Regions from separate parts of the Homo sapiens genome. Here region 2 is linked to region 1. Evidence: chromatin loops called from intact Hi-C (ENCODE). Cell type or tissue: Calu3. All regions are shown on one strand. Links, peaks and the distances in the headings refer to the core of each region. The heading gives the core; the rest is flanking DNA. Region 1 overlaps PTPRK (protein tyrosine phosphatase receptor type K). Region 2 overlaps PTPRK (protein tyrosine phosphatase receptor type K).

Evidence for each region. A loop is a pair of places that touch in the nucleus more often than their neighbours do. Peaks named below come from ENCODE experiments on the same cell type or tissue, not always from the same donor. Only the 100,000 strongest peaks of a DNase experiment are listed, where the experiment ranks them.
Region 2: it touches region 1 in a loop (3.0-fold over the local background); 1 of 110 quality-filtered maps calls a loop at or near these places.

The regions. Positions count from the first base shown.
Region 1 is chr6:128,242,867-128,259,077 of GRCh38, forward strand. The region is part of intron 3 of PTPRK (protein tyrosine phosphatase receptor type K); the gene reads right to left. Among named protein-coding and RNA genes, the nearest start is that of PTPRK-AS1, 220 kb to the left of the region's middle. In Calu3, for the core only: no CTCF peak of the experiment used is centred there; no DNase peak of the experiment used is centred there.
Region 2 is chr6:127,998,498-128,014,708 of GRCh38, forward strand. PTPRK (protein tyrosine phosphatase receptor type K) reads right to left here. Exons shown (of 30, transcript NM_002844.4): 14 at 10,633-10,771; 15 at 6,587-6,747; 16 at 223-407. Among named protein-coding and RNA genes, the nearest start is that of PTPRK-AS1, 21 kb to the right of the region's middle. In Calu3, for the core only: no CTCF peak of the experiment used is centred there; a DNase peak (open chromatin) is centred at 6,724.

The sequences.
Region 1 (16,211 bases), core at 5,235-13,234:
TAGGCAATATATAGGCAGACATAGAAAATCTCTTTAAAGGTAAACTTTCGCATATTGATTTTTTCCATTTTTGTTGTTTACTTAACATACATGGAGCACCTACTATGTGCCAAGCAGTATGTGAACCACTGAACACATTAGTAAGATAATCTGAGTTTTAAACAGCTGAATTTTCAAGGATGAGTGTCAACCAACAGATTATTGATGTTCCAGGCCAAAGGAACAAATACAATGAAAAAGATTGGGATGGCATGTTTGGAAAACTAAATAAATATAATCTCTATGGCTACAAAGGCTCAAAAGGGAAGAGATGAGATTAGAGACATAGGCATGGAAGGCCTTAAATACCATGAGGGTGAGGTCAGGAGTACAGCACTCAATAGTTTTATATCCAAGAATGTTAAGAAAAAAAAAGTTTCTAGATTTAAATATAAGCTCATTTTACAGTTTTGTAGTTATAGTCAATAGCAAAGCTTGATATGGCCTTTCTTTTAATGTGTGCTGTGGCTGGGTGCGGTAACTCACACCTATAATCCTAACACTTTGGGAGGCTGAGGCAGGAGGAGTACTTGAGCCCAGAAGTTCAAGACCAGCCTAGGGAACACAGTGAGAGCCTGTCGCTAAAAAAAAAAAAAAAAAAAAAAAAAGAAAAGAAAAGAAAAGAAAAAGATTAGCTGGGTGTGGTGACACATGCCTATAGTATCAGCTACTTCACAGACTAAGAGACTAAGGTGGGAGAATTGCTTGAACCCAGGAGTTCAAGGCTGCAGTGAGGTAGGATGACACCACCGCACTCCAGCCTGAGCGACAGAGCAAGACCCTGACTCTAAAAAAAAATAACAATAATAATGTGTGCTGTGACTTTCAAGAGAAAACAGATTTAGCATTCAGCTCTTCAATGTTGTATTTGATTCCTTTATTCATGGGGATACATACATTATTTTGGAGTATTTGCAAAGCATTTTTTAAAATGTAATGAAAGTTGATGTTTAAAGTAAGAATAGAATATAATCAAATTGGTCTAATAGAAACATATTTGGCTATAAAGTGAAAGATGATATGGAGAGAAAAAATAAGTCAATATGCTAGAAGTAGTGGGAATGGTGAGATGAGAAGAAAAAGGAAAGATAAAAATAATACTAAGGAAGCAGAGAAGGTAGAACTTACTGACTCAGTTGTGAAATATAGGACAACTCAATGATTTCTGGCTTAGACTACTAGGTGAATGATGCTGTCAGGATTCCTTCTCAGGACTAGTGATACAGAAAAGGAAACAAATTGAGGGAGAAAATAATGAAGTATGTTTTGAACATTTCAAATTTGATTTGCCTATGATAACACACAGTGGAAAATGCTTAAGTAATAACTAGATAGATAGATTTGGAAGAGAAGATTATCAGGGTAAAATAAAGGTATAAATTTCGAAGTTATCTGACGAAGGATATCAGATAACTCCATGGAAGGGAATAAGCGACTAATTTGAAAGTTAAAGTGATTGGTGAGTAAGATGGCATAAGAAGATAAATAAGAGAAGAAAACTACTGGAAATGAAAGTCAAGACTGAAAAGGCCACCAGCGGATATAAAGCCAACATCGAATGGTTAAGAAAGAAAGGGTGGTGGTACCAGGAGGTTTCAAGCAGGTCAACACTCCTAATAAAAGGATTAGGAAAGGCCAGGCATATTACAATAACAATAATTTAAAGATTTCAGATACGTGTGTAAACAGTGGCATCTAGATGCACACACATTTTAGAAGGTGAGAGCGTCTCTGATGTTATCTAATAATCTCCAGCCATTTTATTCTTTCCCATGGGAGTATCTGCCAATTCTGAGATCAGGCTATGGTTCTAGCTTAGTACAGACTGAAAACCTCTAGTAGGAGGAGGTGAAAACCTCTAGCAGGAGGAGGTGAAAACTGTGAAAGCTTGGTGCAGTTCTGCAGAAATAGAACAACAACTTGAAAATTTGGGAGGCTGAGTTTTCCAAAAAGACCTAGGTAAAGGCAAATAATATCTAACATAAGAAAGAGGTCAAGAGAAACTGAAACTAATAAGCATCACTTGGGGTTAGCTCTTAGGTATTTGGTAAACTCTGCCAGGACATTTTTACTCTGGTGGAGGAGGAGAAGTTTGATTGACTGGGCTGATAATAAGTTACATTTGTCAAGCACTTACTATATAAAGTAGACTGTCCCAAGCTACAGTCACACACATACACACACATAAATTGATTTAATCCTCATTACAATCACACGAGGTAGGTATTATTTTCATGTTCATTTTAAAGAAAAGTAATTGAACCAAGGCACAAAAGCTAACAAGTGGTGAAGCCGGGAATGGCCTGAGTCATCCTGCCTCTAGGTTGCTTTTGAAAACTTTACTACATTGCTTCTCAAGAAAAAGAAGACACAGAGTATTTCATTTAAGTAGACTTTAGAGTTTAAATTTCCTTTAAAAGTCTAAAATGTTAAGTAAATTTTAAATTTAAAAAATGAATTTCATTTTAACTAGCACACTGACTAGACATTATATTGACAAGATGGCAGCATGGTTCCATTAAACCCTTTCCATTCTCACACTACAACCACCTCAAAGTCAATAACAATGAGATAAGGTAAGCCGCTGGAATGGATGGCTCATCTCCCTTCCATCTGTCCCAATCATAAACTACCTGCATTACTTCTTTTCTACTCCAAGTTTACCCTTTGTGACAATTGATTTTACTGGAATAAGCTGAAAGTGAGATGGAGGATGGGGTCTTTGTGGTAAGCAGAATGCTTCATGATGGAAGGGTGGCCATCTATGAACACAGGAGGGTGTGCAATATGTGTGTGCATATGATTTACATTTCACATAAATGTATTTGGTGGGAACATAATTCCCATGTCATTTTGTAAATACTGGAACAAGGGCTTAGCAAGAAATAGAAAATAGTATTAAAAACTTTAAATAATGTATAACTTGAGACAACTCTGGTACAGACCACTTTCTCAGGGGTGAAAAAAACCCTGTATTATACTCCAAGCCCTCTTGTTTACAAATTCTTGAGGATTCACATAAATTTGAGATTTGAAACTTTTAGAGCTAAGTCTTAACCCCATAATATGAATATAATACAGCTTTCAAAAAAAGTTTTCTAAGGATTAAATAGCAGCATATAGAAAGGTGCTATCTAAACTAAAAGGTGTGATTGTCAACAGTGTAATACCTGAAGTCTGTATAAATGTATCCTAGGAAAATAAGTTTTATTTGCTTGTTTGTGGTTTAAGGAAAGAGAAGTTACAGAAAAAAAGTTTTTAAAAATCATTTTTTTGAAAACAATGACATTCTAATGAATAAATACACATCATTGTTGGTTATTTCAGTTTTGTTGTCAGTATTCATTAAATTATTTTAATTTCTAGGTCTATCTTAGCTTCACTTTCTTGAGTTGTTTAACTTCTTGTACTTTAAACAAGATTACTACACCCCTGAGAAAAAGTTTCATATGTGTTCATTTAAATTGAGCTTTACTCAGGACAATAAATTGAGGCCTTGATTTAAAAGGAGGCAAAATAATTGGTTCTTTATTTAAAAAAAAAAAAAGTTCCTCTTTTTAGTGACCTCATTTTCCCTGCTAAATGTTGTCTTTGCCTCATTAACGAGAGCTAGAAGAAATTTCTAAGATCAGATTCCTTTACTGCTAAAGATCTAATCAGCTTTATCACTTCAACAGAGCCCTCACCTTGTAGGGCTCTTCTGTCCTGTCAGGGAAAACAAATCTCAATAGCTTAATTACGCAAAGCGTGCTTGGGCTAATGCTCAGGTCAGATCTAATGCTTGATGTCAAGCAGTCAACCAGGCTTCCCAGAAGAAGAGAGCAATGAAAGCCATACCAGATGTCAACTTTAAACCTTCCAGGAGGCCAGCCTGGGAGCAGAATGAACAGGCTCTGCTTTCTAAGCCATTTTTACTCCACTCCATTACCTGAAACACTGAAGGTGATGATTCTAATCAAATTTTTGCTACTCCAGCAACAGTCCTGGATTATTAACTAAATAAGTGAAATAAAGTTGAATTAAACTTGGGGGAGATGGGAAACCCTAGAGAACAAGGACAACTTTTTCCTCTAGCAAACTGAATGAATCCACAGGAAGTGTCTCCTATAATGGAAAGCTGAACTGGGTGTTTGGAAGCCTGGGATCTACTATCACGTGTAACCCAAGCAAGTTATTAATATTTAACTCGGGTCTCTGTAGTCTCATCTTGACAATACTGCCTTTCCGTACATCACGGGTTTCTTGTGAAGACTGAATGGTATATGTGAAATGATTAATTAATATATGCAATATGTAATACAAGATATTACAGATACTAGAAAAATCTGAAAAAAATTTCCCCTTAATATTCTTTCAATATATCATAGTGTTAAGAGCCCAGGCTCCAAAGTCAGATATATATTTAACTCATATTCTTTTTCTTTTTTTTAATGAGACAGATTCTTGGTCTGTCACACAGGCTGGAGTGCAGTGGCATGATCTGGGCTCACCCTAACCTCTGCCTCCCAGGTTCAAACAATTCTCGTGCTTCAGCCTCCCCAGTAGTTGGAATTATAGGCACATGCCACCACGCCTGGCTAATTTTTGTATTTTTGTAGAGACGGGGTTTTAACATGTTGGCTAGGCTGGTCTCGAACTCCTAGCCTCAAGTGATCTGCCTGCCTCAGCCTCCCAAACTGCTGGGATTACAGGCATGAGCCACCACACCTGGCCTAGTTCGTACCCTTTAACTGTAACTTTAACTTATGTAAAATGAAAACTTCAATTTCTTCTTCTATAAAGGAAAGTTTATAGGGAAGATTAAATGAGATAATGCACATAAAACATTTAGCACATCTCCTGCCACACAGTAAGCATGCTATGTTAAGTGGCACCACTTTTATGAGCAGAAAATAGCCATAAAAGACACATGTACTAAAATTATATTTCTTCCATTCCCTTCTCCCTCCACTAAAAACCTAACCCCCCAATCCCAGTTTGGAAAAACATGAATAAACTAGTATTTTATTCCTATAAACCTCCTTAAATTCATGTTTTTTATTTTAATATTTAAACATTAAATTTTGCTAACGTTCAGAATAAATCACACATCTGCCTTCAAAGAACAAATGTGCCCAAATCAAAACCTATTTCTAAATATTTATGCCCAAATTTCAGTAACGAATAAAATAGGCATCTGTAACACACACAAAGATAGAATGACACTGCAGATCCAACCCTATGAGTACCAGTAAAGCACATGTATCTTTATCTGTTATGACAAGGTGTGACCTCCAATTTAGGAACTGTAGTTAACTTTGTGTCCTTAAAGCTCAAATACTGTCTATCACAAAGTAGACATTCAACAAATGATAACAAGACTATATACATCTGTGTGTATATACACATTACATATATGTGCATATATATAAAACATCATCACATAAAATTGAATTCTACCATGTGAACCTTAAACATTGTAGTTCCACAAGATGTGTCCTCAATCTTTCACTCTCTTTGCCCTATACTTTCAACTCTGATAAGATTGAGGAAGATGAGGCTACAATGAGGACAGAGGGAAATGAAAAAAATATATTTAAGTATATAGAACTACAAAAGGAAAATGGAAGTACATGGCATCACAAAAGCTTATTAATAAAAGAGTATCTAAAGGAGAAGAGATGTCAGGAACCCAATACTGGCCAAATACTACATAAAATGGTTATTGGAAATGCCCCTTATTTGTGCCATTGAGATCAGAAGTGCCCAAAGAAAGAGCGGTCTGTATGAAGAATGGAAGTGGAAACTATATTGGACAATGAAGAACACAGTGAAAGCACAGAGACACCAAGGTTAAGAATGCTTTATAGGAAGTTTGTCTGAATGGATAAAGAAAAATTTGACTAAGGATAGAAAAAGATATGGGATCAAGGAAAGGTTCAACTTTCAAAAAATTTTTCTTATTACTTTTAAGGTAAGAAACACTTAAACTTGTTTAGATATTGAGGATAATTCAATTTGGTAGCGAGTATTTGTGTATACACATGAAAGAAGTGATAACTGTTAGTGTGAAACAGGATAAAATCCAAATCACAGGCTGTAAGACAGGCTCTCTCTGCCTTTTTTTATAGTAAGAGGAAATGAGAAGATGCATAAAAATGTAATTTCTAGGACTGGTAGCCAAAGAAGTTTCCATTATATGACTACAATTTTCTCAGCTATAAGTAATAGGCTAGTGAAAAGAAGGAGTGGTTGAAGTCTGGAGAAAATTGAAAGGAGTTGAAATACAGAGTAGAAGAACAAAGATAACTGAACAGAAAAATATAGTAGTAGAATTTCCAGTTATATTTGGACCCAATTGAAATTGATAACCCTGAATTTCTAGTGATCAAAATCTATCATGTGGTGTGATTTAAAAAAAAAAAAAAACAGTATTTTTTTTTTAATTTAAGCCCAGAAAAAGTGGATAGAATAAAAGTCAGTAAAGAGTTTATGGAAACAGCAATTGTATAACAAAAGTTATCACAATGAAATCAAATTTTGATTTCATTTGATGATAAGCAAGTTGATGAACTAGCTAAAGACAGATGGTTTGATGGATTGGAGCTCTCCATGAAGTTACTGGATGATCTAAGCAAAATGAGTATAGTAGAAGAAGATAGGTTTATACTTGGGAAGTATGATACATATGCATAAAGTTAGAACAGTTGTGAGATATTACAACATCCATGTAACCAGAGTAGTAAACAGAGGTGTGACCTTTGGAAGTGGTGAGGTGAAAAAACTATCCAGGCGCTTTCCACACATATACTGATGTCGTCAGGAAGACGATGAGCCTTGAAAGTGGAGAGAGCAACTCTAAATTATGCTGGTACCCAAGTTCATCATGAGTAGAACAAAATGATTTCAGGTCCAGTGGAAGGTAATAATAAGGATGATGACGTGGTTGAAAGAAAAAAAAACTCGAAGGTGCAAAGACATTTCCCACATGATATGGTTTGGCTGCGCCCCCACCCAAATCTCATCTTGCATTGTAGCTCCTGTAATTCCCACATGTTGTGGGAGGGACCCAGTGAGAGGTAACTGAATCATGAAGGCAGTTTCCCCCATCCTGTTCTCATGGTAGTGAATAAGTCTCACGAGATCTGATGGTTTTCAGGAGATTTGAGGTTTCCGTTTTCGCTTGATTCTCATTCTCTCTTGCCAAGGCACATAAGAAGTGCCTTTCACCTTCCACCATGATTATGAGGCCTTTAGCTACATGTAACTGTGAATCTATCAAACCTATTTTTCTTCCCAGTCTCATGTATGTCTTTATCAGCAGCGTGAAAATGAACTAATACACCACCCATTGACCTAAGTTACTTGGGAATTAATATCTTCTCTTTTAGAGAATATTTGGGAAAAAGTGTCTGTAGGCTATAGCCATGAACATATGATGATTATAATTACATAATTAACTCTAAGTAAACATTTGATGTTTATTTCCTCTAGTAAAATATAAACTCACTGAGGGCAATGGATTGTCATGTTCCTCACAACATCATTGAACCACATGAATCCTGTTGACAGTCAGGGCTCAAAGAGTCCCAATATGTCACAGAAAACAACAATGCAGTATCAGTGGATTAACTGTTTTACCTAAAAGGGAAATATGAGAATAGACATTTAGCTCATTTTTGCTGAACTCACAAAATTGTGTTGAAATAATACAATGACACTTGTTTGAGAAAGTTCTAGATAATTTTCCCAAGCTATATTAGAAATCATGAAAACATAAACCTCCCCTGAACAGCTAAATAATGCTATAAGGCATAAATTTCTGCTGATAGGCCCCAGAAGATTTTCTACAGAGTAAGTCCAGTATCTACATGAAAACTTAAAATTCTAGAATCTAGTTACTTTTCAAATGTGCATATTCTATTTTCATCCATACATAAAGATGAAGACACACATAACTGACAGGTGATACCAAAAGTGCAATGTACAACTAGCAGTTACTGTCACTCACTGTAGCTCCTCTCATAGACACTGGCAATTTGGAATTATGGTTTCTCAACTAAGAATCAGCAGCAAATATTAGAGAAAAGGAGCTTCTCTTCGTCAGACCCCTGCAAGACAGGCTGGTTTGCCTATTGACTCATGTAATAGTCCACTTCTAAGAGTCTAAAGTGTGAAAAGGCCTTTAGTCAAGGCCTTGAGACTCTGAAACTGATGAATTCTTATTAACCTTTTCCTATTTGTTGTTTACTTGTTTACTTAGTTCCTGAAGGAGATATATACCTGCAATCACAAAAAGATACATAGATAAAATATCTAAACAAGGGAAATATTTGTATACTCTTTGCTTTAGAGTTGCTAAAGTCAATTATTTGACTATTTGTAAACTCTTTGATTTTCGAGTTTCTTGAGAAAGTAATGAGGGGGTTCTAATTATATGCCAACTAAATATGGAAGGCAATTAAGACATATAATCAAGCCCAAATCGATTCTTCATCTAACCCCTAAGTAATTTCAGATTTTAGCTATCCTTAGCACTTCCATGACTCATAGATGCATAATTTTCCTTAAGATGTCCTGAGATTAAAAATGGCTGGTTCCTTAGAAAGACTAGTATTATCAAGACTTCGCATCAGGATTTTACTATCTACAGGGAGTAACTAGGGCTCCAGAGATTCTAAATACCAACATTCTCTTACCTGAATACACACAGGCCTTTTGCATAGTTACAGCATCTGCCACTCAGCAGGAGCTACAGTATAGGTTTAAATATTCTTTCACTTTCATATATCTACGCACACATACATATATACACGTGCCCACATAATTCTATGTATCCATATATCACTGTAATTAATATTACAGTGACAAGTTAATTTTAGAATGTTAATACTATTTATAATGTTACCAGGTATTCTTTAATAAAACATCAATTTATCCAATTACAAGGGCTTTGATTACAAAAATATCCTGAGGTTTAGCATTACCAATTGCCTGCATGATGAGAAGGACTACCACATTATCTAACAGGGATGACATCAGGTATAACCAGAGTGCAGTTGCATGAAAAGCAGCTAGAGCATCCACCAACTGCAGGCCTTTCAAGAATGATACTGTGTTTTGCCTAATAAACAACAGAACATCAGTCAAAGCACATGGCAGTGTCCAGGTAACTGTAAAAAGTCAGGACCACAGATCAGAAGGAGAAAATAAAACCTAACAGACTTCATACAAAAGTAGCCTGTATGAAAGAAAAGCCCAAAGACGGAGATTTTCACAAGTTCCATACTGAAATGAATATGCAAGCATACTACATTCCTATGTTTCAAATTAGCCCAGGGAGTTGGCTATCCCTAATGTAATCACTAAAAGTATCTAGAAAATCTAAATAAATGAATGAACAATAATCATTTCAGAGTGTATGCTAGTATGTTGAAGTTATAATAATAGTCCACTAGTTATTTAAATTAATTCTGCATTCCTGAAATCTTGCACTTGTAAACGATTATCAATGGTGTTTTTAATTAGAATAGATGTTGACGCAGGTTTATATGTATCAAAAACACATGACTTCTTAGTCTTAAAGTGACTAAGACATACTTCTCATTTCTGAAAACAAACCCAAAACCTGAACTGAGAATGAATAACTTTAACAAAATAAACCCACAAAAAGTTCTTGTGTTCTCTGCATATTCTCTATATCATTAAAATGGCTCTGGGGGTAGAAGGGATTATATACTTGCTTTCTCAAGAAGGTTTTGACATAGACCCTCAAGGTAAGACAGAGACACACACAAGCACACCCACTCAACACAGTGCACACCACAGTTCCCAGCAGCAGAGCCCCAACTCTGAGCCACAGACCTCAACTCAGGTCCCAGTTCCGACCTCATGAGGCCATTGTAAAGATTAAAAGATATTATACACAAATTAGGAGGTTTCTCATAAATGTTAGCCCCTTTCCTGACCTTTGCCATCGCAGATACACCTTTTAGCTCTTCTGTGCTACAAAAACAGTACCACAAACTCACTACCTTGCTCATTCCTAATGTCTGACACCCCTATCACTAAAGCCCCTTTCCATAATTCCTTTTACAGTTCAATTCAGGGCCTAAGTGTGGTGAAGCTGCCTGAGACTAGAGACCACAGTATAAGGTATGCCAAACCCCTGCTCTCTTCTGAGGCTTCCCAATTCCAATATAGGCAGACAGACAGGCAGAGCATAATAATACATCCCAAATGCCTTAAATATGAAACTCAGAAATAAAATTGAAATAGGACCCACTATTCATGGCTCAGTCTAATTTATGTGAGAATATGAGTTTAGCAAAAAGAGAGGAAAAACCAAAAAGGCAATTAAAAGAGGAAAATAAAAGTTTACTGAAATAATCCAAGATCTAAAAATGCCCTTAAACACATTTTTCATCCTATGGATCTGTCCTTAGATACATAAGCAAGCAACCTACACCATAAAAGATTTGGTATAAAACTGAAAGTGGGGAAGCAAAGAGTAGCAGAAAATTCATCAGCAAAATGTCATTTCTGTATCTTTACTATCATAGCTCCACCATCTGGGTTATATTTTATAGTTAGTTGTCTGGTACAAAAATAAAAGATGACTGGTGAAGGTTTCTACTTCTATCAACATGACACTGAATTACAGTACTATTTCTCCTCACTTCTAGAGATGTGCCATTTGTCTTCCTACAATCCACAAGCAGAACCTTTTAAATTTCAGCACCAACAGTCCAATCTTACACATAGCAGAAGTAGATCACTTCACCTGCACAACTATATTTGAAAAATAATGCTTTCAAACTAACACAGTAAGTCTGTTCTTAACAAATTTAAACAACTCTCAATAGCTTTAATTTATGCTTATGAAACTCAAGAAAATTAAAATCAGTAGTTCAGCCTACATGTACCATCATACTAAATATCTATTAACAGATGAAATCTGATGACAGTATGCACTTACAAAGAAAAGCAACCTTTAAGTAAACCAGATGATTAATTTTGAGTGAAGAGATAAGATAAATGGATGAGCCTACATACAGACAAAGTTCAGCCAGATGCTAAACTTGAGTTTTCACATCACAAATTCAGATATATTAATAAGTAATTGTTTTGTTTAAACCTCTTGTAAAAAGAGAATTCTCTACTTACATAATATTGATTTAAGAATTAAGTAATTTCAAAAGTATTGTGAACTTTCCCTACTGAAAAAATTAGTTATGGTTGGAGGGGAGAGGAGAAAGGTTTTGACATAAAGTTTGTAAGAGTAACTAGTTTGTGTACTCTTAGTTGAATTTAGGGATAGAACGCCTGTGAACTTTTATTTTCTGTTTTATTTTACAAGACAAATAGTCAAGAACAGTGATATCATTAGCTATATAACGTTTAAATAGCACAAATATAATTACATATTATTATATAATTTATGATGTTAGTGCTTTTAGCTAGTAAAAGCCCAGCTGAAATTGAAAAATATTTACGAAGAGATGTAACAAACAATACGTTTGACAGTCAGGTTCAACAGGAGAAAATAATAGGGAACTTTAGAAGATATCCCAGAACGACTAAAAATAATGGGTGCAAACACACAAATATGCATATCTATATTTGTCTTGACTTTTTTCTTAAAACATATATTTAAAATGAAGACATTAAAAGTATATGGTTCACTTGATTCTTTGCAGAAGATGAACTCAAATTTTTGACGATATGCTTAAGAAAATATTCATGTGTCATAAATCAGCAAAAGATGAAGTCTGTAAGACTTTAAGAATCTTGCTAAAAATTTTAAGGCAAAATATTTTTATCTAGAATACTCAGAGATTATTCAGAAGTTAGTCAAAAAAAAAAGAAGGAAACGACATCCTTTTCATATCACAAACTTTTTGAAGAATACCTATGACCTCTCTGGGTGTCCGACAATCAGTAAAAATGGGTTGAAGCAGAGAAATTAAGAAATACTAGGGAGAAATAAATCCTTGGAACTTTTTGTACAATTATAAAGGCTTGAAACTCTACTTTTAAAATGGGCCTGATTCATAGACCAATGTTGTTACCCATATAAAACAAAATAAGTGGAATAAAATCAGGGTTTTGTTTTGTTTTTCTTGAGCCAGAGTCTTGCTCTATCGCCCAGGCTGGAGTACAGTGACGCGATCTCAGCTCACCACAACCTCCGCCTCCTGGGTTCAAGTGATTCTCCTGCCTCAGCCTCCTGAGTAGCTGGGACTACAGGCGCCCGCCACCATGCCCAGCCAATTTTTGTATTTTTAGTAGAGACGGGGTTTCACCATGTTGGCCAGGATGGGCTCGATCTCCTGACCTCATGATCCACCCACCTCGGCCTCCCAAAGTGCTGGGATAACAGGCGTGAGCCACCATGCCGGGCCCTAAATCAGGTTTTAAGGATAGATGGAGAGAGATAAACTCATCTTCATTGAGAACACAATATGGGAGATGGTGAAAAAGACGAGGGAAAGCATTAATTTTATTGGCAGTATCTAGTCATAAGTGAGGGAAAGCACTAGACATTATAATGACCAAGTGCCTCCTTTAATAAAGAGTGTATAGAATAGAAACTAACATAAAGTGATTTAGGAGGACTGAAAGAGCCACTCAAATGATTTTAGATGTTGTCTATGAAAACAGAAGGCCTTTGCCAAAGACATCAGGAGATATTTAACCTGTTTAACCTTTGCACTGACTCCACATATCGGCATTAAAGTATGAACAAATTATCAAGATGCTGAAGGCTGAAAAATACTGGTAAGACAGATCAGGTCAAAAGTTATCAAAACATGGTCCTGGCAACAAAAGCATCAACAACACCTGGAAACTTCTTGGAAACTCTGTGGGTGGGACCCACCGATCCATGGTTTCAGAGCTCCTGCAGGTGATACTGATGCAGGCTAAAATGTGAGAACCATTCATCTAGGCTGATCTCCAAGCTGAGCTAAAAGTTACATGACAGTTTCAATCCTATAGGTTTTCTTCCTTCAGAACTTTTTCCTTTTCAAGAAAAAAACTGTAAGTAGATTCATAGGTTTTCTTTATCAGATAGCCAGCTAAAACAAAAATATAAGCCTGTATAAAATACCAATTTTTAAAAATTTGAACAATTAGCCATGTATTTATTCAACAAGAAGAAATTTATGGAGTGTCTAATATTTGCTGGACTAATATCTGACAGAAAGAAATACCTAATTTTTGGTCCCTGTCCTCAAGAGAGTCACAATGTGGCAGAAGAGATAAGCATGGTAGGAAATAACTATAGCACAGTTATATGTGATAAAGCAGAGTTAGAACGCTATGAGAGTTCAGGGGAGAGAGAAAATTACTCCACCTGGGAAAACAGCAAGACTTCAGAGAAAGCGACCTTTGAAACATCCTTCATTAACCCAGCACTTAGTGAGCACACACTATTCTAGCCGCTAGGGATACGAAGATGGATAAAAGGCAGAGCCACACCTTTTAGAAGGTAAACCTCTATGACATATGTAGAGCAATAATGTAAAACAAGAGAAAGAGTAGGCAAACTATGTTCTTCATTTTTTTTTTTTTTTGAGATGGAGTCTCGTTCTGTTGCCAGGTTGGAGTGCAGTGGCGATCTTGGCTCACTGCAACCTCCAACTCCCGGGTTCAAGCACTTCTGCCTCAGCCTCCCGAGTAACTGGGATTACAGTTGCATGCCACCACACCTGGCTAATTTTTGTATTTTTAGTAGAGACGGGGTTTCACCGTGTTGGTCAGGATGGTCTCGATCTCCTGACCTCGTGATCCGCCCGCCTCAGCCTCCCAAAGTGCTGGGATTACAGGCGTAAGCAACCATGCCCGGCTGTAGGCAAACTATTTTCTATCTGGGAAAGCGGACAATGATTCAAAAAAAAGATGATTCCAAGCAGTTTTAAAACACTGCAAAAAAAGAGGGCGTTACAGACCAAATAAGGTGTATTTGCAAAAGACTGACAAGAGGAAATATAATGAGCTATTGGCACAAGCAATTTTGTAGAACATCTAGTTAGGAAGAATAGAACAGAAGAGATTAAAACCTGGGAGATGGAGTGGCTCATGCCTGTAATCCCAGAACTTTGGGAGGCCGAGGCAGGAGGATCACATGAGGTCGGGAGTTCGAGACCAGACTGACCAACAAGGAGAAACCCCGTCTCTACTAAAAATACAAAATTAGCCAGGCATGGTGGCACATGCCTGTAATCCCAGCTACTCGGGAGGCTGAGGCAGGAGAATTGCTTGAACATGGGAGGCGGAGATTGTGGTGAGCCCAGATCACGCCATTGCACTCCAGCCTGGGAGACAGAGAGAAACTCCATCCAAAAAAAAAAAAAAGACACCTGGGAGATAGGAAGCTGGGACCTTATCTTGCATGGACTTCTACACCACAAAAAGGAGTCTGCCTTTTTTCATTTTATTTTATTTTATTTTTGAAGGTGTTGTAATGCCTTTAAAGGGTTCTACATGAGGGATAATGTGATTTGCACCTTAAAAAGGTCAGTGTGGTAGCAACAACCAGATTCAAGAACTGGAATCTCATCAGAAAGACCTAAACATGTAATAGTATGCCTAAATATGCTTGGATATTAGTCAACCAATCAAGAAATATTTATTGCATACCTACGTGTACAATAATGTGGAAAGATTTAGATTTTAGTGCTATATTAACATACATATTTATGGAGAGATCAAACACATTATATATTCAGGAAAACAAATTTGTGTATGTAATTTTTTAATCCAAAATGCAATAACAAGTGTTTAAAATAAATAAGTCTCAGAAAGGCTTCACTTAAATTTAATTTCAGACTTAAAATAATGTCATAAACATTGTCTTCACTCTAAGATTTATAAGATAAGTGAAATGATGTAATAAAATGCCAACTTTTCACCCCTTTCAATTTAAGCTAAATTCAGTTTTCAAAGATAGGTGTGATGGAAATTCATTTTTAATTTTCTCTATACTGCGTGTCACCAAAAAAACCAACATGATATACTCAACTAATCTAGTTCAAAGTTCCAGTTCTCAAAAATATGAAGGTTCTCTGATTTGTAAATAGACCTAAACTTTATTGTCATGGCTCATAATAAATCCTGGGAGAAAGAAAAATGGCCAGAATATATTTTATTCAGAAATCAATTAGGACCACTGAGAATTATTTAAATGTGATAATTTGAGGGGATACACACAGGGAGGAAAGTGTCTGAGAATAAAATCATTTTCTTTATACATAAACTAAATTTTATTCTCTTTAAGAAATAAGGCCTTTAAGAAAATCACCATTCTGCTTGTCCCTATATTCTTCTATAAGAAAATAGTGATTATGTGAAATTCCTTAAAATTTCTATAATAAAGACCAAAATATAATGTTAAATCAAGCAAGTGTTACAACATCCATTTGACTATGTTAAAAAGATCAAAATATGTTACATAAAACTGATATCACAGAGTAATCATGCATGGTTTAACTGGCTAATATCTCTCCCTTACCTCTTCCTGAAGTGCTCATGCTAACACTAGAGATAACTGACCAGAAAAATCCAAGGCACTGGGAAAATGAAATAAAGGAAACAAATACTGAATAAAAATGTTAGTTTCGCTATGTACTTTTTTCATTGTATATGTACTTTTTCATTAGATAATTATTTCTCGAGCACCTGATATGTACAAGAGATGAAAAACATAAAACAAAGTTGATGTCTTCATGGAAAACAGGCTAGTATGGAAGAAAGACACTAAACAAGCATATGGAACAGTGACCAAAGTGCTAAGGCAAGGAGGCAAAGGAGTTAACGAACAGAAGGGTAGAGACGGGGTAATTAGGTCAGCCTCTGAGAAGGCAAAATATGAGTAGAGACCAGAATGGGAAGATGGAGGTAATGCCATTCCAGGCGGAGGGAATGACAGGCACAAAGACTTTGAGATACGAATGATCTTGGAGCATTCCACGATCAGAAAGCTGAATGAGGGAGGCAGAGAGCAGAAGACAATTTAACGTGGAGCTAGCCAATAACTGGATTTGGATTTTATTGACTCCATTGAGAAGCCAGTGGAGGATATGGGGTAGAATTCCTAAGTTCCTGATATCTGACATGTGTTTTTAAAAGATCAGTCTGCTGTGAGGAGAAGAGCCTCAGAGAGGTAATAAGGGAAGCTGGGAGAAGTGTGG
Region 2 (16,211 bases), core at 3,211-11,210, 250 kb before region 1:
TTGTAATAAATTTAGACTCATATATCTCTGGGAAGTGCTTTTTTCCCCATTCCCTTCCCATTCCCAGGTACACACACTTGGTTGTACACTCATAAACACTAGATTAGAGAGCCTATAGAACAATCCCCTCCTTGTTGTGTTAAAGAGAGGGAAAAAAATGCTAAATTCCACTGAGTATCATAGTTAAAAATCAAATTCAATACAGTATCAAAACTTATTCACCTCATATTCCTCTTTGAACCCATAGCTGTCTGATGTCTTCATGAGATTAATGTGCTGCAGTAAATCAGCTACCCTGATGGCTGGATGCAGCTGTCCTGTCTGGTAAGGGGATTCCGTCCCCTCACAGAGGTAGCGAGGTACGTCTAGAAGGCGACTGGACTCTGCTGTAGCACTGTGGTTCTCATCTGGCATTTTTCAGATTTCAGAAGATTAAAAAAGAGACAAAGTTATCTTGTTTAATATATGTATCTATGCAATGAAGATTTTAAGACCTTAAGATCTTTCTGATAACAAGAGGAATTCTGGGAAAGAAATATCATACAGTATAGGCCTAGACAGTATCCCCAAAGACAAAACTCAAGGTTTCAGGTGAGAGTATATTATGTGTATATCAGCAAGACAACAGACACTGTGAGATGCAGGGAGACATCTGATAGACCTTTTAAAAGCTTAAGCGGGAAATTTTGCTGAGTTGTTTTTCTTGCATCTGTAGTCATAGCAGTATAGAGTGGGACCAGAGGACCCAGCTGTCAAGTGGAGGTGTTTTCATGGTCTATTAAGTCGACCAAACTCCTTCCCAACCATATCCCAACCTCCCTCAGAGATACCCGATCTAGGTGACCCATCCCCAAAGGGCTGCTCTTCTTGTTCTCGTGGCCCTATTCTCTGGGGCTTTTTACCACAACACACTCTGCACTGGGAAACATGGGCATTCCACATGATCACCCCCTGATGCCACTCTGTCTGCTAGCCAGACTACACGTGCATTTATATTCAACCTCTGCCGCCTTGACTTATTACTGTTATTGTTTTTATTGCAAATGTATTTTGAGTCTCTTGGCCACGCTGCGAGAGAAATCAGGGCGCGCTTCTGGAGCAAAATGTGGGTTCCTCCCCTGGAAGTCTTTTCTGGCCCCTCCAGGTTGAGTTACAAAGCTCCTTCTTTATGTTCCCATGACCTCTTATTCATTTTTACATGTCATTTCACTTGCTCTATATTTTAATGATTTATCTACTTGGCTATTTTCCTCACTAAATTCTGAACACCCAGTACAGAGACAGAATATTTTTCTTTCTATTCCTAGTGCCTGATGCATAACAGTAACTCAATAAATATTCCAATGAATGAATTAAAAAGTCAACTGAATCCCTGACCACTCACAATTAAGCGTAAGTCCCTTCCCAATTGTGTTATTAGCTTAAAAAGAAAAGAAACTTTAAATTCTTTTTCTGTCATAAGAAGGAAGAAAAGAACAAGAACATTTTTGCCTATGAAGAATAAACAGTACTTTAATGACCGAAGTACTAAACATTACAACGAGAAGCATGCTCATATTTATCACATTTAAACTTACCACTTAAAAAAAAAAACAAATGTTTTAAGGGGTGTTACTTTGAAAAGCATTATACCGTCATACTCATTAACAGAAGAGAAAATACACTCTTAGGGGAACTTTTTTTTTAATGATAATGCATACTGTAGAGAATGATATTTAATTAACAGATAAACATATTTCAAGTGCTAGTACATTTGCCTGTTCTATCACCAACTCTACAAATAGGATATAGCAAAAAATGAATTGTTGTCCCCATGATAAACATTTTTTCTTCCTGGAGAAGGGAAAAAAAAAAGAACCCTACAATCAGATTTGTGTGCCTCTGTAATTTAGCTTGATTGCATTTATCTTTACTCCCTCTTATTAAGCTGAATGCTCTTTTTGTAGCATTCATTCCTAAAAATACACTGAATCAAAAAATCCCTGATAGATTCTGTTGTGACCTAACCACTCAAGTGAATTCATGTCTTTTACTCAGATTTTGCCCACCCCTCTACACAAAAACATTGGCTAACAAACATGATTCATGAGAGTTTCCTGTTCTCACTATGCGACCAAAGTCAATGGATCTACTTCTATTAAAATATTACAATCAACAGACCGACATAAAGAATAAATACATCTCCCCAGAAAAATTAAATTCAGAAGCAATTGATTTGGGCACTGCCACAGAATATACAGTTAAGGATGAGAAGTAAAGAGAACAGATAACGTCAGAGAGGCAAAATGCAATCACTCAAGCTGGAAGAAGGTAGCCAGGGCTCAGTGGAGCAGCCCCAGAGCTCACTTTTACCTGCTGGAGTAGCAGAATATTTACAATTGAAAAAGGCTCAGTGAGAAACACAGAATTCACCCATATTCCAAATCTTACAGATGATTGTGTCCCAATATAAAATAGACAGTGCCTTTTGTTTTGCATTAAGCTTTAATACAGTAGTACAATGAGCAGTAAGGTCTTTAAAATAATCACATATGCATTATTAATCTCAATACATTTCCACCTCATTAAACCACCTAATAATGTGACTAGTAGTGAGGGTACACGTACTAATCATTATCCTTATTATACATTTAAGAATAATAACTTGAAATATATCCTTGATTGAAAGGTTTTCTAGAGTTCTTTGCAATACACTTACCTGTTATAGGAACTTAAACCCAATGAAGCAGTAAAACACAAAAACCAAAAATACGAATCAGTATGAAAAGTTTCTAAGCCCTTTTAAATCAGTAAGTATTAGCATTAAGCAATATTTGAAGTGATTTCAGAAACTGCATTATAAATACAAAAATGATTGGATGCAAAACTCTAAAGACCACAATCCTAAGAATGATGAAAAATACAACAAATCATTTCTACATCTAATATGATTAATGAGATATTTAGCTTTTAAAGAATGCCAATATATTTTTAAAACCAGCTTGACTTTCAAAATTAAATAAAATGTGTAATGAATGTTTATATAACTAGACTTTATGACTCTATTGTGTTAAATCTAGCTTTCCTTAAACATGAATATCCTTTTTCACAGGGAAAATTACTATGATAATTATTACAGTTTATAAAACTCATACACATCATCTAATTTTCTCTTTATAATAAAACCCCATGAAAAAGGTATGGTAGGAATTATTATACTGTTTTATAGATGGGAAAACAAAGATGTAAGGTATTTTTATGAGTTCATATTGTAAATCCACAGGAGGACCGAGACTTGGACTTTACATATGTGTAGAAAATTATTGTAAGGAAACTTTTAACATTTAGGCAACTAATTTTTTTCCAATTAGTTCTCAATATTTTAATTGAAATTTATTTATTAACTTTATACTGACAGCATTCTACAGTGCTTAGCAGAAGATGACATTTTCAGAGGCATCTGATGTATCCTTAATGATCCCCAGTGATCATGATTTATGGCTCCTCCCTGTGTGATAAGACCACTCCCTGGGGCAAATCCCCAGTTCACTTCCTAACCATTATTGGTGGACATCAAAGGGAGAGTGCAAGTAGAGATGAAGAACATTGACTTTTCAGATTATTTTAGAATATATATCCTTTATAGTAATTATAAAATTATAATTTTAAATATTTATTTTAGTAAATAAGAGGTATATTTTACATAACTGAGTTAGTTGTGTTGTTCCAAAATATTTTAAAAATGCAATTGAACATTGATTGTATGTATAACAAAAATACAAGCATAAAATATAAGTTAAAGTTTTTTGTTCACAAGAAATGTTAAATATAAATAACAAACATGACATTTGGGAATTTACAAGATATATTTATTTGATAGTTTCCATATTTCTTTGGTTAAAGCTTAACTAGAAACGCTGGTAAAATTGATATGGAACCTGTAAACATACAGGCAAGCTGATTACTAATCATTGGTGTATAATTAGTCAAGGAACAGGGTACAAAGTGAAATGAAAAATGAAACCCATTCCATTCTTAAATATATAGGTAGGTTTAAAAATTAATATAATTTTACATCTGTAAAAGCGTTAATTGTCATTAGTAATAGCATTGTCTTAGATGTTATACAGTGGTAACCCAAGTAGCTTGTTCTAAATTTCTTGAAAGATAACATTACTTATCAGGTAAGGTTCATGTAGAATGTCAAACCCCACATCAAGATTTTAGCAACTTTACCTACATTAAAACATTCTTAATAAAGACAAAAGCTAGAGCAAATGCACATAATCCTAATATTTACTTGTAAATTTGTTCTTTCGTGGTTATAAATTGGGAGGATTTAGAAACATCCCTTTCCATTAGGTAGACTTTTACATATAAACTAGTTATTCAGGCAACATTGCACCCTGAGATGTATGCATTTGGCTTCATTCTACTAATTTTGACACATTAATATTAGTCAGACATTAAGGGCCATGTACTTTTGCTCCAAATCTAACAACCAAGAATTGAAGAATACATTAAATAGCATGCCTTGCTAATTTGAAATCCACTAGATCTGATATTGGGTTGAACACAGTTGCTCTCTTTGATAATACCATGGCTGTCTATTTTCAAAATCAAGCTGCCTCCTGCACTGTAAATAATCTCTATGTGGGCAAACCCATGCAAGGAGGTGTGATCCATGCAATGAAAAGATGATAAAGATTTAGGGCCTCACCTAACACAGCAGTCGGTACAAGTGGATCATTGGGCACTGCAGGAAAACAAAGCTCATGAAGGAATATATTGCTCTAAAATTGTTTTTTAAAATCTTTTTTCTTTAAAATAGATTTATGCTTTCTTAAGAAATATAATTATTAAACTTTCTCAGATTACTGTATTCTGCAAATGTAAAATTTTCTCTCTCAGCTTGGGTTATATCTAAACATCAAGAGAGGTGTATCTATAATTATGGTTCAGAACTCTGTTTAATTTAAAAAGCCAGAAGATTAAACTTGACATTAAAAAATTAAAGAAAAAAAAACCCATGTATTTTAGATCTATCAAGTGTAAGGTATTTAAAGAAATAATTATCTCATATTCATTCCAAATAATTTTTTTCAGTTATCTGTGGGAAATAGATTTAATCCTTTCTCTAAGTTCATAAGTGGATATTTATAGTTACACTGCTGAATTCAAACTTTCAAATAAGGCCCTAAGGTAGGCAATAGATAGACAAGTTTGGGAGGCATGAATGCTTTCAAAACCTTAATTGATTAAATATTAAATTAAGTAGTTAAAGAGATGATACATCTTTATTTTCCGCAAAACTTACTTTCAACAGTAATAGTATTTTACATTTTTCTCTATCATTTATCTATAGTGAAATAAAAATAAAATAGATCTGAAAGGCCCTGTCATGATTATAACTAAATTCCAAAATGACTCATGTATAGCATCCTTAACTACTAATTTGGTATACATATATACATAGAAAATGATGGGCTTCATTTTAGATCCAATAGTTACTGAAAAATTTCTCCAAGCTGAACAATTCAGAAAAAAACTTCCCTCTTTACATACAAGCATACAACCTACAAATACTTTGTTTTCAATCTTACTATTACATATGTTCATAGTTTGTACAGGAGATAATACTTATATTGTTTCTTTGCTTATACCCATGTTTTCCAAACCGGGGTGAGCATATCTCTGCGATCTGAGCCAAATGCCATAAGGCCCAAGTTATACAAGGCCAGTATACTCAAGAGATATACCTGATTTGCCTGCCTCAAGCATCAGTTTTACTTGAGGATTTGAAGAAACAAAGTTAGGCAATTTCACTTAAATTTAATTAACTTAAACAGATGCACTATAGAACAGAATATAACATTCATATGAAATTTGAAAATAAACAGTAATATTGATTCTGGGGTAATTATTAAAATCATCTGCTTTTAAATGGTACTTCAGCGGAAATATTTTAAAAGCCTTGCCTTCATAGACCAACATTAGGAATTTTCAAGACAGATGGATGGATGAATTTCACTATGCCTTGCAAAACCCCCAATTCAAGTATACTTTTGGACTTCACACCAGATACTTAAGAGCATGTAGACTAATGTTTCCCTGAGTTAACTTTTTAGTATTGCAATTTTCCAGGAGTCTACAATATACTACTTTAATGCAATGATTTTACCTATGTCAATAATTCCCAAAAAGAATTACTGTTTCCTCTTATCGCAAAAGAGACTTTCATCTTACACAAAGGAAGATGCAAATGGAAAAAGAATTATAAATTCTGACATGAACTAACTTTTTGTAGGCAATCGTGTATTTCCACTTAAAGCAATGACACGTGCTATGGACTGAGTGGTATATGTTTGGAATATCCCTTGTGATACAGTAATAAAATTCATAGAGTTTGAAGTTAAACTAAATCCAGTATCAATCTTGATGAGAATCCTTCTTGTAAATTCCATAATATTCTCCATCTCTTTCTCTTCTTTCTAGCTGCTTCTCCCCTCACTTTCCTACTCTCTCTCATTACTCAAAAGGTATCGTGTAGAATTCAAAGTGAAATGAGTTGTAACATCATTTATTAAAATTTTAATGAAAAACTTACATCTTGGACTAAAGTTATGTTGGTCCATGAAGGTGATGGAAAGAGGATCTTCTGCATGCAGAGTGCTCTGATCAGCATAACTTCGATCCATTGCATTCACCATGTGAGTCATCTCCTGCCGGGTATTCCCCATGGCATCTTTGCGTTTTTTAGCAAGTTTGCTGCCAAGGCAAATACAAAAGGGCATCCTTAGTGTTTGAGGCTTGCAGGAGAGTTAACACCAGCAATAAATAGTCCAGGTGAGCCCGAGGATAATGTTACAAACATGGTTTAGAAACCCCAAGCACTGGTCACAATTTCAGGAATTAAGTTTGACATTCAAACAATTATATTTGCTCCTTGCTATAAAAGTATTTTGTCAGATGCATATTTCAATATTCAAGCTGTCAATCCAAATCTCTCATCATTTCCTGTTCTCTTAAATATCATAAAATATAATTATATTTATTAAAAGCAAAATAAATACCTCCTTACTAGAGTAATTCAATAAATATTCAAGCTAAAGCCAAGTTTTGATACTCCTGGGTAATTAATTCTTTTGATCAACTTTTAGTTCCTTTTAGAAATAACATGACTAACTTTTCAAGTCTGTTTTACTGTAGCCACCAAATTAAAACAGACATTTACCAGATGAGTGAAGTGCCATATTGCTAAGATAAGGTACAGGTTTAACTTTAGTAAATAAATTATGTTTTTGGCTCTAGACTAAAGCTACTTATGGAAATTATAACTAAATTAAAAGTAGCTGGACATACAGAAATACAATATCCCTTTTTAAAAAGATTGGCAAAATAGGTGATAGATAAAGTTTATAGTTTTAGAGTCTGAAAAAACTTTTTTTTTGAAATGTCACCAAAATTGCAAGCATTCTGTTTTGTTTTTGAAAAGGGATACTGCATCCTTAACACACGTAAAGTTGTACATCACCCATTTTCTACTTACAGGTAGTAGGAGTAAGAATAGTAGCTCCTCCTGGCAAGCAAATCACAGACAGTGGAAAAAGAGAAGCAATGGTGAATGAAAAGCGTGACTCTGTCACATTCAATAAAGCAGAAAAATGTGCGTTAAAAAATAAAATAAAATAAAATAAAATTCATGTTTTTTTTGCTTTGCATTTCAATTTGCTCATGCATTGTTAGTTTTTTTTGCCATGCAATTAAACAGACAGATATGCAATATAAAAATAAAATTTAAAATACATAATTTGGAAAAAATAACATGCTGGTATTTCTTATTGCCAAAATATTGAAAAATTAAATGGATTGTGTATTTTCAACATGCAGTTAAGCATAATATCATCCATTATCTAAATATGACAGATGGAACAGCTGTGCATAGAACTTGTGTACTATATAGATTATTTTTCTTTAGATACAAAACATAAAGATCTATTATGTTAATATATCATATATACAGAATAACACCTAAATTTCTACAAACAAGTTATTATATCTTAATGGTACATAGGTATATACATATGTTATGTGAATATACATATATACCATATACTATATATACACAGATACTTCTACAGTAGATGCATGTGAACATGATATCATACACAAACATTTACTGTATTGAAACATAATTTCAAATTTATGTTTGAGTTATTAATGTGTTCATGCTGTGCATGTAAAATATAATACACAACCAATGAAAAAATGGCATACATTTGGAAATAATTGAATAGCGATTAAATTAAAAAATGACATTGCGTTTTGAAAGATGCAATATCCCTTTTCTTAGCCTAAAAACTTACTTTATACATATCCTTAGCTGTAAAACTTTACTCAATTGAATTATACACCATTCTTTTGCAAAACAACCAAAAAGACATGGAACTGTTTTCCGCATAAGAAATATATCTACATGTATTCATCCCAGTGAGGGATAAAATCAAACTTAACAATTTCCCACTAAAATGTAGATAAGAGGCTAAAGTAATTTCCTTTTCCATTATTTTTATTATAAATTTATATATTAAAAGGGAAACATTTTATATTAATAGTTTTAAGCTATACTTGATGATAATATCCAATGCAATGCTGCTATATCTATACTTTTTTATATGTATGATAAACATACTTGTGATTAAAGCATACATGGTACATGTGTGACACGCTACATATGAGTAAAAGTCATTACAAAATTGCTTTGGTAAGTAAGAAATTCAAGTAATGTAGATATAAATACTATATATTAGAAGGTAACATATCTAAATAATGAAACCTGGTCTATCTTTAAAAGTGCAGCTTTTCCTGGGTATAAAGGTGATGGTGAGGAACAGAAGCAAAAGCCCTAGCATACTTTCTATCAAAAGACAATCAAAGCATAATTATGAAAGCTCAAATGTTAAATATTTTAATAGAGAGGCTCATTAACTTAACCATTTAATATATGAACCAGAAAATCAAGTTGTCATATTACACAATTTTAGAGAGCTGTCAGAGCATTTTACCTTCCCCCAAAATCTTGCTTAGTGATGGTTTTAGCATACTTTAGGAGGTTAATTTTTCAATTTTTTCATTATTGCTAAATCAGAGGCCTGGATAGGGAGAGTTATCAAGACAAATGAATGTTTTCAAATAAATAACAAATAAAACTGAATAGTTTAGCCCAATTCTAGCTGAATGAGGATATAATCAGAAGCCACTTTCATGTTTACATCCAATCTGAAGTGACCAGAACATTGTGAAGCAATGTTTAGTTAACTTTACTCTCTAAATTGTTTACTTAAGTCTCCAAATACAAATTTAAACTAAACAGAGACATAAGGTCTGAAGGTTACATTTGGTGATTTTTATTGATCTTTACTGGCAAATTTTTATTGCTAAAATACTTAAAACTTTTGCCTCACATATGATGTATTTTCCAACCACAGAGGGAGACAACAGCAAGAGAAAGCACTATTTGGGGAAAGCACGTATGTAGCTAATTTAACACAAAACACTATAATGCATACCTAATGTTTCTAATGCAGATGTGTCTTCTCCAACATATATATCTCCAGGGGATAATCGTAAAGAGGCAATATATTAAAATAAACTCTGATGGAATCATTAAAACATGTAGTATGAGTCTTATCTATAATGTTAATGCTTTATTTCAAGTATAAAATAACTATAATAGTAAACTAGATAATTTAATGTAATATAAGCAACATCACTTATTATATTTTTCAATAGAATTCACTGATCACAACCACTTCTATACACCAAACTATTTTAGGACTGTACTTTTGCTTATAAATATTTTTTTTAAAAGTCCTTCCAAATTGTAGCATTAACCCAAATACATGATGGGAAGGATTAGAGTGCTATATTAGTTTCCAAGACAATGCCTTACAGATTTATGGCATTTTATATAATGTACAATAGCTCATATTATAAAAACTGTGTACTTTGAAATGCTTTTCATCAGGAATATACTTTGGTCTCCAGAGCAAAGCTCAGTTTAAATTCCAGTAGGTCTCAGTATCTTCAAGTAACGTCAGAAGATGGTGATATTAGTTGATATAGTATAAAAAGTTAATGTTCAATTAAAACAATTTACTCTCTATTTTAAAAGGCTAAAATTTTTAGTCAATGAATATTTAATGTACAATTTTACTAAATAATGTTTATATTCTTCTCATATCTTATTTGTAGCCAAGAAGTAGAAAAATACAGAAAAAGAGCACAAAATAATTCCTAGACCACAGCCCAAGTATCACAATAAATCCATATTTTGCCATTGTTAATAATAACACTTCAAATATAAGATAAATGATCTCAAGTACCTTTGCATTTGAGACATTTAAATTCGGATATTAATTTCTAGGTCAACTTAACAAAAAGCATATGTTTATATCCAAAATTAAACTGCAAATAACCAAATAAGAATTTATTAGAAAGCATGTCCAATAGACTCAGGTGCTGACAACATTGTTAAAATTAAAATTTTCTTCCTGTTGTTTGTTCTAATTTAAAGGATCTTGAGAAAAACAGGTTTTTAAAACCAGTGACATAAATGGTAAGTGAGTGGGACAGGACAATATTAGGCCTTACCTCTTTTTTACAATTAATATGACAACTAGGAGAAGGAGGATGAACACCAAAATTCCAGCACTAATTCCTGCTATTTTCACCACTCTGTCTGTCTGCTTGGCGGGATCTGGGATCACTTCTGGTTCTTCTGTTGCTGCTGCTAAATGGATAAAAAAAAAAATCAGTTACTGAAAGAAGCTAATAATCACAGAAAAAAATTATTCCCAGTAATTACCTCCAAGAAACACAACTTGTTTATTGTATATTAATAAAAATAATCCCACAATGTAAATACAGAAGCATGCTAAAATACAATACGAGATTTAGGGTTGAGGTAAGGAAATCTTTCTGACAAGAGGTTTTGTTAACACAAAAAATAAAACAAACCTCCACAATAAATATCAAAGAGAATGATGAACTAGTTTTCCCCAAGTGTCCTTGAAAGTCCGAACATAAGGTTGTCTAGCAACTAGTACATTGGAAAGAGATGGGGTCAGATTTAGAGGTTTATCAGTCAATTCAGCAAATGCTTCTTGACTCAAATGCCAGGTGGTATGCTTGGTGCTTTAAGGCAGTATTAATGGTACTTGTCTGGGACAGAAGGGGTTAGGTTAAATAAATGCCTAATATAACTGTTAGAAGCATGTGTTTATGATTTAATATATATAATTTGAGATGAATAGTTGAGTTGGCACAAGAGAAGAATAGGCAAAGAAAAACAGACACACCAAGGAATATTTCAAATTCTTTTATTAAATAAAACCCAGATAATAAAGTTGGGAAACAACTTTGAGAAGATGATTATTTTTAAAAACTTCTTTGTATGCCCTAACTTCCTTTCTTTCTCAAAACCATCTGACTACTCATCATACACACAATCAATTAAAATTACCAACTTTAACCCTTTTACAAGCCCCAGTAACTCTCTGAGGACATTTTCCTTTTACCTCATTTACCTTGAAAATTGACAAGGAAAGTATTATTATCTACACTTTATCGATAAAGGAACTGAGGCTTACAAAGATAAGGATAGTTTATAAATTGCTCAAGAGCAAAGAAAAAATCTACTATATCTTCTGTCTTTTAACACAAAATTTCTCAATGTCTCCAGATCCATGGCTCCTACTGCTAAAAATTGGTGTAACAAGAGTCCAGGTGATTCTCAGGATTAGACACATTTGGGAAATTGCCTTGAAGCACCCAACACAGCACCTTGCACTTGGAGTCAAGAGATGGTGTCCACATGAACAGATACGCAAAGAAATCTCTAAACCTAACCTCATGCCTTTCCAGTGGACAATCTGTTAATCAGCTCTTAAAAATCAACCATTTGTCTACATTCTGATCCTTTCTTCTTTACCTTCTCCTCTTGGCTTCTCTATCCCCCTCCCCGCAACCCATAGTTCTATACATCCAAGTATCTGCTCCACTTTTCCCAACAGCCACAGATTCTGCCAAAAGGAGACTGTTGAGGTTAACTATTAATTTCTCAAAGTAAGAAATCTGAAAGAATAAATATATCTAATGTAAATATCATTATATAAAATGGTAATTTAAAGCTAAACTGGTGAGAAAGACATAGCTCAAATAAAAGCGTCAGAACAGTTAACTTTGTAAAACAATTCACTATAACTGTCTTAATTTATCTTATTTCAATTGCATAAAAACTTCTCCATAGACTAGATTCACTAACTATTATTCTCAAGCAGAAAAAGCAAGGCTTTGGCTGGTGTATTTTGGGAAACTAAGGGAGATTCCCTTTCTGACTTGACACTTTCCATATATTCCGGCTGTAGGGAATTTCTAACCTCATAATTATGAACAGAGATACCTTAAGGCTTTCAAATTATTTTATGGTTGAATTTACCAAAACATGTAGTAAATATGTTAGAGATCTTTTCCTTTCCAGGGCGACGTTAGAAATATATACATATATCTATATCTCTATATATGTAGATATTGAAAACAGGTGGAATATATTACAAAGTTGAATGAAAAAACCTAAAAGGAACATAGTCATTGCTTGTAACTCAAATTACATTGGTTTGCCACAGATACTACTTCAAATAGGAAGAGAAACAGAAGTTTGATGTAGAAATCTCTAGAAAAAAAGCTTTAGTCCATGCAACAAATCATCATTATTCACTAATCAAAGACTACTTTCTTCAGGTTCTATGAGACACTTGGCTTTCAGGGGCTAATGATAATGATCCCTTAGTGATTTTCTGACATATCTGAGTTATAGAATTAAATGTTTCTGAAAATTCTCTGGAAGAGCAGTTCTTGCTTAATGAGGTCAGTATTTTTCATAACAGTTTAATTAAATAAAATACATGCTATTATGGTATAATTTTCTAAATATATTTTATTATGAGTCGCATATGCTACATTTTACAAAAATCTTCAGAGCTGCTAATCCCTACCAGAAGCAGATAATGTATATGGGTACAAATATAATATATATAATGTATGTAGGTGCAAATATAAACTATCATCATGAAGTAAGAACAGCAGCTTTAATACTATTACCTAGGTTTAGTAATAAAATAACAGAACTGACATGAGGGTGATGGGTAAAACAATTTCAAACTCAGGGGATGAAGACATTTTTAAGATCTTACAAGTAATATAGATAGGTTAATGAATTCATGTAAACATATTTCCAGAAATAAAAAGCCAAATCTGAAAGTAATTTTTTTAACATAGATAGAAACTAAAACGCTTGCAGGTATACCAAGAGTACAAAGCATTGAGACTTTCATAATCTATTATGCAAATCAGAGATAATAAAGTCATAATCTATATGTCTTTGTTAAAAACTAGACTTCAATTCACATTTACCAAGTGGTTAATAAAGAAAAAAAAGCCCATTAAGTTATTTATTTGAGTTGGGTAAGGCTGCCTGTCTGTCAAGACAATTCTTGTGCCAAGAGTTGTTCACTAATCTTCAACATAATTATTAAACTTAAGTATAGAAGTCTAATCAAATTCTCCAAATACATGTGATTTGGTGGTTGTTTTCCTTGACTGTGAATTCTCCTCAAAGTCTTTAGCTGTGGCATTTATTACTATCATTACTATTACTACTATGAACAGTAGTTTTTACTAAATATGTCTGTATATATTTATTAGTTTGGATATTTTAATCACATGTATTTTTTTAAGTACTTGGCTTGCTATAACCGAGGAACATAAATATCCTATTTAAAATCATTCAAGCTTAGAAGATTCATTAAAGGAAATACAAGCAGTAGCCCCTAAGTCAGCATTTTCCATTTTCTTCAAAGAGAGCAAAAAGCTATTATAGTGGTGGTGCCCCTGAGTTCTGTTTATAATTTCTGCACATACACAAAGACAATGTGGAGCACCTTTTTCAGAAATGCTTTCCTTGGCCATAAATCTTTACCATTTTTTTTATCTGCCAAAGAGCATATAAGGAATCCCCAGTGTTCAGAAGCCAAGAGAAGCATAATTCTTTGTACAACGAGAAAAAAAACTAAGGCACAATTTTATTTTTATTGAGCAAATTTCTAGGATGCATTTTGGGGGGTAAAAATAGCTAAAGTGACTTGATCAATTGTGTCCTTGCTCCCACTACTTAAAAATGAAATAGCTTTAAAGTCACACAAATTTACCTAAAAAATTAAAACTATCTTAATAGCTGTGATTAGGCAAACTAATTCTTCTACTTTCATAATGGACATTAGAGATAGAAGCCTGTAAGTACAATGTATTAAGTAATCTTATGGTGTCTTCAGAGACATTATTGTCACTCAAATTCTGCAAATCCTCCCGGCATTTCATTAGTGCTTTCTTTCTTTTTCAGTTATAGATCTGAGAAACTGTTCCCACTCACTTCCCAATCATTCTTTAAAATCCTACCGGCAGGCTTATGTCCCCCATCCACACCAAACCACCATAACCAATGTTTCTAATGACTTGCAAGTTTCTGAATTCAATGTGTACTTTTCTAGTCTTATTTTATGTGACCTCTTAATAGCATGTGACATTCCTGTCTACTCCCTCTTTCTTGGAACACCCTTTTCCTGGGACTTCCATGAACTTGGGTACCTCCTAGTTTTCTGAGGACTCTGGTCTCTCCTTTCCAGATTTTTGTTTGCTCATCCCTTAAAAATAGGTGCCCCTTTGAGTTCCTCAGGGACCTATGCCTCTTGACACTGTGTTCCATACTTTCTGGCTTGGTGATCTTATCCATTTTCATCTCTTTAGTTACCATCCTGATAACTGATCACTCTCTAATCGATATATCTCTGACCAAAAGTTGCAACCCGAATTCCTGACCCATGGAGTCATGTGATTAATATGTCTTCACGTCAATGTATGACAGTCACCTTAAGCACACCATGTCCAACCCGAACTCATAATCTTATCTCATGCCAGTTCTTTTTCTAGTGTATCCCCTTTCAGTAAATGGCAAAACTATCCATACAGTTCTTCAAGCCAGAAACCTATGCATCATTCTTGAATCCTCCACTTTCCTTATCTCTAGGATTAACATTTATCATCCAAATTGGGATGCTTTTGAAGGAAAACAAAAACTGGAATTATCTTGGGCAAACTGGAATGCACAGTCACTTTCTCACACAATTAGTTACAAAATTACTACTTCCTAAATATTCTTTGTCATCACTTTTCCCATCCCCACTGCTACTACCTTCATTCAGATCAGTATCCTCTCAGGCAGATCACACAGCAGCCACCTATGTTAAATCTCTGAATATACTGTCTGCCTGTTCCACCTCAAAACCCACATTGTAGCACACGGTATTTTCTAGGATTTCAACTGTATCATATCACTTCACTGATTAGAGCCCTCCAATAGCTTCCCATTGCTGTTAAGGTAAAGCCCATGAAAGCAAAAACCATATTTATTTTGCTCACCATTGAATTTCTAGTAGGACCTAAAAAGGAGCAACAGAACAGAAAATATTAGTTGAATAAATGAAAGACCACCACTAAGCCTGCCTAAGCTAGGTTGCACTGGCATATAGAAAATCAGTTATCTCCTTAAAAAACACAAGGATGTCTCTGATCAGACATATCTCTTACTGTTGTGGACATTAACATAAGATGAACTTGATAACAAACATTTCTGAGTTGTCTCTGGAAATTTCAAGCCCCTTTGTTACATTCCTTTATAGAGCTAACCATTTCCACCATCTGTCACCACCTATCACCAAACCAATGTGCAAGAAAAGTCCAGTGTCACTGAAAGCACAAGGGATTGGATCAGCAAGACCCTGTTTTGATTCTTAGTTTGTTCTCTTATCTGTTGTGTGACAATGAGCAAGTGAGAATCTTTTAGAGTGAATGCCTTCATCTATAAAAAAAATTAATAACATTACCCATCTTGTGTAGCTTTTAGGAATACCAAGTAACATAATGGTGTGAAAGGTTTTTGTAAACTAAAACACATGGGATAGTAGAAATAGTAGTAGACGCTGCTGCTCTAGGTAGAGATAATCTAGATGTCAGTTCTTTGGGTCCATTACATAGAAATGAAAAACTATGAATAGGAAAAATGAAATTACTGAAAAACAGCTTTTAAAAAATCTTAGCTGCCTATTATATAAATATAC